Linked DNA regions of Homo sapiens: region 2 is linked to region 1. A link is a contact called in ENCODE Hi-C data. All regions are on one chromosome and are shown on one strand. Each heading gives the region's core, a stretch centred on a gene start or an enhancer-like site at or near the end of the contact. The rest is flanking DNA. Distances are from core to core; before and after follow the strand shown.

Region 1 (6,658 bases), core at 326-2,825:
AACCCAGGCAGGGCAATGCTTGCAAGCAAAGAATACCAACTATCTTGCCATTGCCAACGGCAAATGGGTAACAGCGTGGCTTTGACCCAAGAAAACTAAAGGGAAAAATCATGGCAGTTGTACCGCTTTTGTAGTGTTTATTTACATCAACCACAGGGTTATCTCTAGGAATGGCTTCACACTCATTAGAGATCTCTTTTCTTGATTAGTGTTGTAGAGATACAAACAGTTCATATTATGAAATTCGGTTTTGATAACATCAATTTGAATATAAATAGCTAAACCATAGAGTTCTTGGCCTTCTTAAAATGAATACGTTTCTATAGGCATTGCTTAACAGTGTATGAAAAACCGTTTCTGCAGTGGCTATCAGTAAGTTACAAGGTTGAGACGGTCTGGGAGGCCCTAAAATGATCCTGGTCCGGCGAACATAGAGGGAAGAGGTTTCAACACGCAAGCGGCTAAGGCTAAACCAAGCTTGGCTTATGAGACCCTTGGAGTATTTACTGTCATTCCTGTAATAACCTTCTTCATCTGAGCCTGAAGATCTGTGCCCTCTCCACCGCCCACCTCCAATCCCAGACTGGAGAGCAATTCCGCTTCCTGCGCACAGAAGAGGAGGCTGCCGGTCCCAGGTGGCCGGTGCAGATCCTCGGTCTCTGCAGAGCGAAAGATTTTGGTCTTCCTGCAGTCCTGCCTAGCAGTCTGCAAGGCGGCTTCCAAGCACAGAAACGACAGGATTGATCAAAGTCGGGGCAGAGACCTCGGAATACAATGAGTGCTTGGACTCCAGACTCGTCCCAAACCTAAACTCCCAATTCCTGTTCAAAAGGCGGTACAAGCCCAAATCCCAATAAAGCAGAAGGGCAAAGGAGCAGCGCCAGGGAGCCTTTCCAAACAAACCCCACCATCAACCTGCCACTGGGAAAACGCCCACCGAGCCCTTAGCGCATCTGCCGGGGTGATGCACCCACCGAGGTCCCCGCAGCGCGGGCAGGAAAGCTTTGGTTGCGGCGTGGGGAGCCCAGACGCGCGGCGCGCAACCACATCTACCCTCCGAGCCCAGGCGGATTGGGGGGGTGGGAAGGGGACGCTGTGAGCCACTATTGGGGAAGCCGGGGACCACCGCAAGCAACCCCCCGCCTCAGCAGAGGAAAAATAAAACGCTGGCAACAAGTGGGAGGTGCAGCCCCCATGGTCAGGCCCGAGGGGCCGGGCGCAGGCAGAGCGGGAGAAGGCAGACACAGGGACCCGGAGCGCGCCCACCCCCGCGTTCAGCCCATCCCGCCTGCGACCCCCGGGCCGGCCAGGGGCTGCGGAACTCCCGTCCCCGCACAGCCCAGGCGGCGCCGCCGCGGAGACCCCCGGGGCCGGCGGAGACCCCAAGGCCAGCCGCCCCGAGGCCAGCCGCCCCTCCAGCGCACTCACTGCTGCATTCGTCGTCCGCGCAGAGTTTGTGCTCCGAGAACCGCCGGCCAGTGCTGGGGTCCAGCTGGCCCGGCACCCGCCAGGGCAGCCGGAGCACGAGCAGCCAGACGAGCAGCCCAGGCGCCGCAGCCATGTTGTGGTCACCTCGGGGAGCCGGTGACGCGGAGGAGGAGGCCGGGGCGGGCGCAGAGGGGCGGGACGGGGGCGGGGACGGGGCGGGGACGGGGGGGCTGGGGCGGGGGCTGGGGCGGGGACGGGGCGGGGACGGGGGCGGGGACGGGGGCGGGGGCGGGGGCGGGGACGGGGCGGGGACGGGGGCAGGGACGGGGGCAGGGACGGGGGCAGGGACGCGGGCAGGGACCAGGCGGAGCGCCGGGGGCATGTGGGAAGACAAGCGCAGAGGGGCGGCGCCCGCGAAGGTCTGAGCAGTTTCCGACTGACACGTCAGCAGAGGCTCTAGGAGGGATGCGGGAGACCTCCAGGAGGAGGACTGACAGCAGCCTCCTCCTCTCCTCGAAGCCTTCTCCTCTGGTCGCTGCCGTGGCAACCAGGACTCCCTCGCCCAATCACCTGCCTTTGCCCCAGTCCCTCGCAGCACCTCCGCGTGACTCCATTCTTAGTTCACCCCTCCCCGCGCGCTTGGGTCCCCCAACCCTGCGCCATCTCAACAGGTCCCTTCTGGCGCCTTCTCGCAGTTTCTGGTTTGTGGCCTGTCCCGAACCAGCCCCCCACTTCACCCCGCTACTTCACCCCGCTACCCCCACTCTTGGCATGGTACCTCCTTTTCTGAACTGCCAAATCCCACCCGCGATTTGCCACTGTTAGTCTCTGGTTTCAGGCTCCCTCCTTTTCAGCCTCCCAGGGCTTCCTTGGGGGCACCATCCCGTGGTGCTCTTTGATTAAGAAAGGGGGAGGTGAGTGGAATAGGGGGCTGAGGATATAAATCAGAGCCCGTGGCCTGCTTGGTCGTTGATAGAAATGGGTAATGGTCCTTGGGCTGAGATCTTGAGATTCCTAGATCTATATCCATAGGAAAAAAGTAAATTAATTTAATAACAGTGTGATGAGCTTCCATTTTATACTTATTTCATGCCAGAATTAAGATTAATCTTCACAACAATCGCACCTTAGAGTAGTAGGTCCTATTATGATCCCCATTTCAGAGATGACTACCTTAAGGCATTCAAACACCTAGTGAGTGATGGAGCTAAGATTCAAACCCAGGTAGTATGCTCCTTTTTAATCACAGCTCTGTAAAGCCTCCATCAAGCAACAAGCAATTTTTGTACTTTCTTTCTGAGCAGGGAAGCAAAATCTTATTTAAATCATACTATAACTGGATGATTTATATGTGCAGTTAAAAAAGCGGGGGACTGCATGAGCAGGTCAGCCCAGAGAAGAGTGGCTACAATGCTCTCCAGAAGAGTGGCTACAATGCTCTCCAGCCCTGGTTGAAGAACTTGGCATCTGTCTGTGACCAGCAGCTTCTCATTGCAATCTCTAAGGTTACTCATCAACCTTGAACAACAAACCCAGCAGCTGGTTTCCCAAACAAATCGTATTACTTAAAAGCAAGAAGAAAGAATGTGGCTTGTCTGTGCAATCCATTATATCGAATAAGGAAAAAACGGTAAACAGATGCTCACAAATTTTTGTCTGTAGGAGCCGTGAGAGTTCCTACTGGGCCAATGTAATTCCAATGCTGTCTTGAGAAATATACATTTGGTAAGGTCACGGACAAGCACTTTCTATCCAAGTAGTAGTTCTGTTCATTCTTCATTTCTTTTCTACTGTGTATTTATTTGTTTTAATATCTTAGATGTGTCTAATAGGCATCTCTAACAATATGTTGAAAACCAAACTCTTTATCTTTTTCTCTCAAACTCTGCTCCTTTCGGTCTTCCCTATTTGAGGAATAGGAATGACAATTTAATTCCTATCTTCTAGGTGCTTAAGCCAAAAACATACAAACCATCCTCGACCTCTTTTTTCTCACACCCAAGTCCAATCCATCAGACAATCCCATGTCTTTTTTAATAGCTTTGTTGAAGTATAATTAACCTACAATAAATTGCACATGTTTAAAGTGTACAATGATAATTTTTGACATATGTCTACACCCATGAGACCATTACCACAATGAAGTTAATTAACATATTCATCAACATCACCTCTGAAAGAGTTCTCATGATCCTTTATAATCCCTCCCTCCCTTGTCCCAGCTGTCTTCAGACAACCTTCTGTCACTGCAGATTGGTTTGCATTTTCTAGAATTTGATATAAATGGAATAATATCGTATACATTCTTTTTTTGTCTGACTCTTTCACTCAGCATAAACATTTGAAATACATTCAGAATCTGACCACTTCTCCCCATCTCCAGTGCCAGCAGTGCAGGCCAGGCCACCCATCTCTCACCTGAATAACTGCAATAGCCTTGTCATGTTCTTGCTTCTGCTCTTGCCCTTCCAAAGTCATAGTCTCAATAGTAGCTAAAGCAATTGTTTTATGAAATAAATGTGGTCATGCCTCTCCCCTGCTCATAACCTTCCCATGGCTTCCCATTTCCAAGTAAAATGCAATTACTTTTTTATGGAGTACACTGTCTTATTTAATTTTACTCCTCTGCCCTTTTACCCTCATTTCCTAACACTCCTCCCTTGCTCTGTTGGTTCCACTCAGATACACCAAGCCTAATCCTGCATTCGTGTATCTGCACTTGCAATTTTCCGTCAGCCTGGAATAATTCCCCAAATAGTCTGCCTGGCTAACTAGTTTCCTCACTTCATCGTGTCTCTGTAACAGTGCCATATCTTACAAGTGAGGCCTTCCCTGATACCCCTACGTAAAACAGAACTCCTTCTCATGACTAGCTGGCTCATCACTGTGCTTTATTTTTCTTTAGAGCGTTTACCACCTGCCTTATGTTTATCTACTTTACTGCCACCCAACCTCCAATATAAGCTCCATGGAAGCAGCGGATTTGTCTGTTTTGTTCACTGCTGTAATATCAGTGCCTAGAACAATGTCTGGAATATATAAGGTACTCAACAAATGATTTGTTGAATAAACCCACAGATCTTCACACATTATAAATATATTATGCTATTAACCTAAATAAAGCCTCCATAAAATGAATAGTACCAAAAGGGAATATACCATGAAAACAAGGCATTTGGTGTCTTCCCCTCAGTAGCATCCTTACCGCCAAGGACAGAACCTGAAATGTATTTACTGTTGAATGAGGGTGTATTTGTTGCAGAGGGAGTGGATGAAATAGCATGTATTTTTTCCCAATATACTACCAGAATATTAAAGCAGATTTAAAACATGATTTTATCTTATTTCTCCTTAGATTAGAATTAATAACAATTAATTGATGAAAAAAACAAAACTCCAACATGATCTAATCGAATATTATTACTTTACAAAGTGAATAATATTCACTTTGACTAATATTTACAAAAGCTTTTACATGAAAGGTCAGAGCTCTCTGTTACTGAAGAACTAGCTACTTAAGTGTGTAGATTTTATAGGGTTTTGATTTATTTACATTTTTGAAAAAATCATTTTCTTAAAAAGATATTGACAAGCCTGGTGGATAATTAGAAGACAGTTCTCAGCTGACCATAGTGAAGGTAGGGGTGGTGGTTCTTCCTCCTAGCATATATAAAATTAGGGGATGAATCAGAATTCATTTTCACTCATAGCGTTTGAATATGTGGCATTGATGTTTAACATAAACTCTAATCCTACATGTATTATTTGGTAACACTTCAAATGGAATTTTCAAATGGGTAAAGATTAAGTAAGAGTTAAAAATAAATTTGCCTAGTTTTGGGTGGAAGATACATAGAAATGTAACATTGGAGGGTTTCTGACCTCAGGGAATTTGCAGTCTAAATGAGAAAACAAGAGATAACTGAAACAAATAGGAGACATCGCAATAACATATATCATTGTAAACTTGCCATGGTGCCTAGCCATGAACATCCAGAAGGTCTAACACTGAAGTTACCAGTAAGAACCTAGAATCTATTGCCAATGATAAAATCTATTGCCAATGATAGAATCTATTGCCAATGATAAAATCACTCAGTGTTTAGAGAATGGAGTCAAACATTTATTGAGGACTATAGCTTCCATCCAAGATGGAGTAACAGGGACAGGATTTACCCTTTCACATTAAACATCTAAAAATCTGGACAAAATATAGGAAATACTGTCAGACATTGGACAATAAGCAATATAGAACAGTAATCCCTAAGATAAACTTGACAGATGAGATGAGTGCTATGATTGCCCTTGCTTACTGCCTGGAGAGTTTCCAGGACACAGCTAGGGAAGGGAAACTCAAATAGGAAATCTTCTTGAGTTAAAGAGACAGATTTGAGAGTTTGAGGAAGCCAATGTAGCTAGAGTTCACAGGGCAAAGTCCAAGAGAGGAAAAAAAAATGCTACACGGAGAAGAGAAAATTGTACAGAGAGAACTCCAGAGATCTACAGAGGATTTCCTTCAAGTCTTCAGCTGAGTAACAATAAGCATATGTGTGTGAGGAGCTAGCTGATGCCAGGAAAAGAACACCAGGGAGGAATGGAAGAGACAATTGTTAGAGTGCAGAACAGTTTGTATTATCACCAGCCAGAGTAGAAAAATCTGTAATAAACAGGGCATCAAGTATAATATTCAGTAAGAGGGAAAAATTAGCCCAAGATTAGAGGCTACCCTGGTCCTGCCTAGCAAAACTGAAAAGCAAGCCTTGAAAAGATCAAAATGCTTCCAAGTAAATTAACTGCATTCCAGAATAAACTTCTAGCATATTTAAAAGAATACAAAAATATCTAACACTCAACAAGGTAAATTCATGATGTCTGGAATGCAGTGAAAAATTATAAGGTATGCAAAGAAGTAAGAAAATGCAACTCATAATGAAGAGAAATCGATCAATAGAAATGATCAAAAATGACACTAGTGATGGAATTATTACACAAGGGTATGAACACAGTTATAGTCCATATGTTCAAAATGCTATAGGAAAGCATATGTATATAAAAGAGAAACAAGATATAAAAACAATCGAATTCAAACTTAGGTGAAAAAAACCAATGCCTGAGATAAAAAATACACTGGATAGGATTAACAAAAGATTGTATACTACAGAAGACAATATTAGTGAGCTTGAAGATGTAGCAATATAAACTCTTCACAATGAAACCCGTAGGTATGAGC
Region 2 (6,280 bases), core at 143-2,642, 5.5 Mb before region 1:
TGCACCGCGGCATCTCACACTCCTCCCAACACACTGCGGAAAACGCCAGAACCACCAGCCTTGCAACAGCCGGCAAAGAAAACTGCTGACCACTAGTTCTGAAACAAGAACTACAACTGCCCACTCCAACAGGGGCAGTGGCACCAACTCTACAGCTCTCAACTAGGCGGCGACTTCGGGGACCATCCAAAGCCTCCGACCTCCCTTCTTTTCCTGCCCGCGATTCCGAGTGCATTTCTGCTCAATTCCTGCAAAGCAGCAACTGGCTGCCTGGACTGAAAGGGAGTGCCAGGAGGTGCCGTCGGAATGGTTATTTAACACTCTAGGTGCGCACGGCTGTCCAGCCCCAATCTCACACGCCGTAACCACCCAGGCTGTGCTCCGAGAGAGCGCTGGGGCCGGCCTCTGCGGCCTAGAGTCTGCGAGCAGGTCGTTCCGCAGGCAGGTTAAAGATTCAGGTAGGTTAAAGATTCACCAGCTCAGAAGAGGCCTTCTTATCTACTGCCGACAACGTCAAGGAAACCACCCTGGAGTTAAAGCGAAGATCGACCGGCCCTCTGGAGGCCACCGGTGCCCTGAGTGCTGACCCCAAATTGCGTCTCACTGGTGTGAAGGGAGGCACTCTGGGCTCCCCCGGAGGTCCACGCATTCCGTTCAGCAGACAGGGAAGGGCACGGGGTTCCTGTCCACCTGCCCGCCCGCTCTCACCACCCCTGACCCGGTACCGTCTTCACAGCAAACACGAACTGGATGGAGTCGGGAGGCGAAGATGCAAGCCCCCACCACCTACATGACCTTGACGGCGTCTCAGGCCGCCCGAGCCTCAGTTTCCCGGTCCCCGAGGCGGGGGTCCGCCCGGATGCCGCTCGCTCGCCTGTACTCGGGTGGGGGAGGCCCCACGACCCCCACCGGCCCCCGCGGCCGCTAATCCCAACCGTCCACGCGCGGGCGGCCTCGGGAAACGAGAAAGGCAGAGGCGAGGGAAGCAGGAAGCCCAGGTTTCCTGGAGAAGAGCCCGGCGTCCAAGCGGACTTCCGGGCGACGGGCGGGGGCAGGGACAGGCAGAGGAGGACAAGCGGCCGCGAGCGACTTCGGGAACCTGTGAGGGGTGCGAGGAGCTCACCGACCCGCCCGTCCGCCCAGCCCCGACTCCGGCCGGGCCCCAGCCTCAGCCCGGCCCGTCTGCGTCCGCCCCCGGCCCGGCCCTGTCGCCGCCGCCGCCGCGGGGGTCGACGTGCCCTTCGCGAACCTCAAGTCGCCCCGAGGCCAGTCCCCAGCCCCCGCCGGCTCCAACGTCTCTGCGGCCCACACCGGCCCGCGCCCCTCGCCCTCACCTCAGAGGCTGCTGCTCCGAGCCAGGCGTTGGTTTTGCTCCCACAAGATGGCGGCTCTGACGGCGGCCACGTCAGCGCCTCCGGGCGCGGGGCACGCCGGGTAAGGGGCGGAGACGCCGGGAACTCCGCCCACCGTGCGCCCGCGACGCAGGCGCGCTGGCTCCGGTAGGGCTGCAGGGGGCGGGGCCGGGGACACCCTGCCCCGGGCCGCGGTCTTAGCTCGCGCGCACCCTAGGGGCGCGCACCCGTCTGCGCCTGCGCCTGTGAGTCTTCCGCGAAGACAGCCTGTGGCTCACTCCCGCCCGTTTGGCGTATTTGGAGACTGAGGCCCGGGGGGCTCCTGCAGCAACTGGAGCTGCGGGGCTGGTTGCCACCTTCCTCCTCCCACACCCGGCAGTCACCGGGAGGCCTCGGGGACTGCGTGAGGACGGGGGTGCGAGGCGCCCCTCGCCGGGGTTGGGGTTCCTGGCTCCCAGGCTGCGCGGGTCCACGTGCCCCGGCCCTGTGGAAACCTGTGGCACTCGCGGGGCCACGGCGGAAGGTCCGAAGGCGGGAGGCTTGCTGTGTCCCCGCACTGGCCTCGGCGCCCCGGCGGCCGCAGTGACGCGCGGGCTCATACCTGGGCCCGGAGCAGACGCCGGGGAGCTGGCCGCAGATGAAGCAAAGGAGGAGGTGGCCTGGGGACCCCGGGGTGAGGCGGGGGCCGTGGGGGTGGGGCCCAGGGTTGGGGACGGCCGCCCAGAAGGGAGGTCACAGTGGTCTCTAATGAGCTGGCCTTTAAGCTGAGATCCAGTTGAGGCGGAGGAGATCCCGCTCTCAGGCACCTGAACAGAGGACCGTTGCAGTCCCTCTGTGTTCCGTGTGCTGGAGGCCTGGCTCTGCCCACCACCCTCAGGTCTTCTTGCCTCTTCCCTTGTGCTGCTGTGAGGGGTTGGGCTTGTGGGAAAGTGTCCCTGCAGCACAGTGCCCTGGGTATTGTGGAGGTCGGGAATCAACCTGATTTGTGCAGGCCGAGGCCCGGGGGCAGGGCCTGAGGGGTGGGATCACTGGGCCTGGCCCAGGCCTCCTGCGCCCCTTTGCTGCCCCCATCACCTACGTTGCTTGCCCCTTGGGCAGGGCGTCCTCACTGCCTCTGGAGGCTGCGATGGGCAGATCTCTCCCCCAGGGCTGCACCTGCGGGGGCTACGAAGGTCCCCAAAAGCGGTGACCCTCCTGCCCCCAAATTTAGTCCCTTTTTCTGCCTGGGGCTCCCTTCCGAAATCTCACCTCTGTGAAGCTGTGGCAGGGTTGTCTGTTTAGGGGAAGGACGTCTCCCACCCTACAGGCATCTCAGATACTCTTGGAAAGCCCCAGGGAGGGTTGTGGATGCCTGTGGAACCTTCTGGTTGTGCTGCCTCTCCCTGCTCAGCCAGAGCGGGGCCATGTGCGGACATTTCACGGGGGTTACATGTGGTTATGGCCTCTTTAGGGCTGAAGGGACCTGGCTTTGGTTCTCTGCTGGCAGAGCGTGGCCAGGGGTGGCTCCAGGGTCACTGAGCGGGGATTGTGTGGGAACCAGAGCCTGCCTCCCCTTCCTTTAAAATACTTTTTATTTATTTATTTATTTTTGAGATGGAGTCTTGCTCTGTCGCCCATACTGGAGTGCAGTGACACAATCTTGGCTCACTGCAATCTCCGCCTCCCGGGTTCAAGCAATTCTCCTGCCTCAGCCTCCCAAGTAGCTGGGATTACAGGCGCCTGCCCCTATGCCCAGCTAATTTTTGTATTTTTAGTGGAGACAGGGTTTCACCATGTTGGCCATGGCTGGTCTCGAACTCCTGACCTCAGGTGATCCACCCGCCTCGGCCTCCCAAGGTGCTGGGATTACAAGTGTGAGCCACCGTGCCTGGCCCCTTTAAAATATATATTTTTTAATGTGAAAAAATGCAGACAGGAAAGAGTGTATGTCAGATACATGCACAGTTTAAAAAGTAATAAAATGGATTCCTGTATAGCCAGCCCTAGGGTTAAGAAATGTACCTTCCCCAGCCTGGGCAACATAATCTCTACAAAAATTTTACAAAGATAGCCAGGTGTGGTGGCACACACCTGTAGTCCCAGCTACTTGGGAGGCTGAGGTGGGAGGATCGCTTGGGCCCAGAAGTTCAAGGTTACAGTGACCTAGTAGGACTGTGCCACTGCACTCCAGCCTGGGTGACAGAGTGAGACCCTGTCTGAAAATAATAATAATAAAAAGTCCCTTCCTGCTGATTCTGTGCTCCTGGTTTGGGCTCCCCACCACCACCGGGGCAAAGATGATGTCTTCAGGCCAAACAGGCGCAGGGGAGCCCAGGTAGTCACACCCAGATTTCTGCCCCTGGAAGGAGACCCACTAGGGAGTTAAGAAGTGTCAGGCAGTGAGTTCCTGGGGTAATTGAGGCCCAGGTGCTCCCCCAACGCTGCCTAGGGAGTAGGGATCCCTTTCTCTCTCCTCTGAGGTCCCTGGGATCAGATGAGGTTTAGCCAAGAGGGGTGGGATGAGCTGACTGGAGGGAGGGGTTTGGGGGCCAGGCTGGGCAGGGACCCTCCAGCCTTCGTGGCCGCCTCCATTGTCAGTCTCAAAGACGCCAGCTCAGGTTGGGCTGGGCTTCTCTCCTCTGGGGGTGGCTGCACCCGAGAACCAGGTCAGAGACAGGGATGCCAAACAACAGAACGGGCTGGCCTCCTAGGGAAGGTGGCTGGAAGGACAGATGGGCTGTCTGGGGCAAAGGAGCAGGAATACCCATGTGGGAGACCTAGTAGGCAGCCATTGTGGCTAGGTGAAGGGGACCCCAGCCCACCTCAGGCCTGGCAGGCACTTTGGTCAACCTCTGAGTGCAGGGCTATGAAGTGTGCGGCATTTGAGCCAGGCCACAGATGTTCAGAGAGGTCTCACACGTACCTGATGTCACACAGCTAGGATGGAACCCCTCTGGAGCTTGACTACTCCATGCCCAAGTCTGCTTATTGCCAACACCTTTACTCTTTCCCCAGCCCTGCCCTCCCTCTTGGGGAACAAGCACTTTGGTGCCTCTGCAGACTGCAATGTTATCTTGGATTCCTCCAGTGATGGGGAGCTCACTACTACACCAGGCATCCCAGGACAGAGTTCACCTCTCTGGATATCCTGCCCCACTCTGTCTCCAACATGGTTGCTCTGCCCGCTCTCTCTGTTGGGAGACTCTAGGTGGGCTAAAGCTGGAGAATCACACTGCAAGATGCCAGGGTGTTCTGCAGGGTGGCGCTGCCTCCACCAGAGTCAGTACTTCCTCCTCACGCTCAGGGCTTAGTCCAAACACTCAACCTCTAAGACCTGTGGCAGGAAGAACTCATACCCTTAAAGACTTCTCTGGGGGGTGAGGTGGGGATAGGACCCTGCTGTCCCCTCTGCCTGGCCCTGTTTCCTTCTTCCCCAGACCCCTACCCAAAGCCTACCCTCTGGCTGGTCACACCACAGGACCTGGAGCACGCCACAGGAATTATTACGGCTATGCTGACTGCATGGGCCCTGGGAGAAGCCCCCACCTCCCAGCTCAGGGTGGCCCTGCCCTGCCTTCTGGGCCTGGGCTGGGGTCTGGGGTCATTCGGGAAGCCGGTGGCCAGTGGTGAGGGTCCCAGCGGCTTGCCTGCACTACACAGTGGCTTAGGAAATTACAGTTGAGTTCCGTGAACTCCAGGGAGTTTGCTCACAGTCGTCTGATTTCTGGTCCTTTTAAAGCATCACCTGTTTCCCCTTATATTCACTCCGGCCTCAGTTTCCCCATCTCCTGCCAGCCCTCCAAACCTCAGATGAAAGCCTAGAGCTGCACATGTCCCTCCCCTGGACTAGCTCTCAGGGGACCTTGTTTTCCCAGGCAGGCTGGCTTCTCAGGGAAAGGACTGTTTTCTCTCTGGTTCCAGCCTATTGTCATGCCTGGGTGGACAAATGGGGAGCCGGTGAGGTGAGCACCCTGGGGAGGGATTGCAGAAAAGCACATCTTGGCTCTTCTTAACCTCTGAGTGACATTTAGCATTTCCTCCCATCTTAAATGCAAGCAGCATTCCCCAAAAGCAGTATTAGCAATACCTGTGGTTTTTGTTGCTGAAATATCAGAACTTTTCATCTCAGAGCTGTTGCATGAAATCTGTAAATATTTTCTCTCTTTTTTATTTTTATTTTTAAAGACAAGGTATTGCTTTGTTGCTTGGGCTGGTATTGAACTGGGAAAATGACCCTCCTAACCCAGCCTCCCAAAATGCTGGCAGTACAGGGGGGTACCACCACGCCTGGCTGGAAATATTGTTTATACTCCTCGATCAACTGGAGTGACAGAGGCGGCCTGGTTTTATCATTTCAGGTGCTAATAACAAAAGAAGTTCTGACTCTGGGTACATGTACCGATCCACTCCTCCTATCAGGATAACAAAATACCTGGCATCCCCAAAGTGACATGCCACAAGTCTTAAAGTGTCTGATGGCACCATTTCCCCAGTCCCGTGCATCACTTATCGTAGGCATTGGTGAAACCCCACTTGTCAGCTAGAGTGGTCCCTGCCTGCACACATGAGCCTTCTGCCTGTCCTGGACTCAGACAGTGGCCCTGACTGTGGGCCTCTGCCTACTTTCGGACACTCCCTTCTGCCCGTGGGACTTGGGCAAGTTGTCTACCTGCCAACTCCCCACCCTAGTACCTCCCCCTCCTTCCTTCCTTCCCTCCCTCCCTCCCTCCTTCCCTCCTTCCTTCCTTCCTTCCTTCTTTCTGTCACCCCAGCTGGAGTGCAGTGGCATGATCATGGCTACTTGAGCCTTGAGACCCCCGGGGGGATCCTGGGGGAGAGGGATCTTTCCGGTCTACTTCCAGGCTGGATGTCAGAACCTGGGATTCTGTAAAGTGACCAACTTTGCCCTACAGCTCAAGGCCTGCCTGGGATCTCCTTGGCCACCGTCG

The links. A loop is a pair of places that touch in the nucleus more often than their neighbours do. Pooled maps may share reads with other maps.
Region 2: a pooled map shows a loop between it and region 1 (14-fold over the local background). The contact joins the promoter of ARF1 here to the promoter of MIA3 in region 1. A Hi-C loop is called at or near these places in 5 of 50 pooled maps.

Annotation. Positions count from the first base shown.
Region 1 is chr1:222,613,014-222,619,671 of GRCh38, reverse strand. It overlaps MIA3 (MIA SH3 domain ER export factor 3), which reads right to left and starts at 1,575. Exons shown (of 28, transcript NM_198551.4): 1 at 1,429-1,575. The coding sequence starts at 1,561. RefSeq lists enhancers at 535-594, 875-1,757, silencers at 1,278-1,537, 1,708-1,777 and a cis regulatory region at 2,583-3,165.
Region 2 is chr1:228,077,820-228,084,099 of GRCh38, reverse strand. ARF1 (ARF GTPase 1) reads right to left here and starts at 1,392. Exons shown (of 5, transcript NM_001658.4): 1 at 1,335-1,392. RefSeq lists silencers at 1,006-1,105, 1,136-1,955, 1,966-2,095.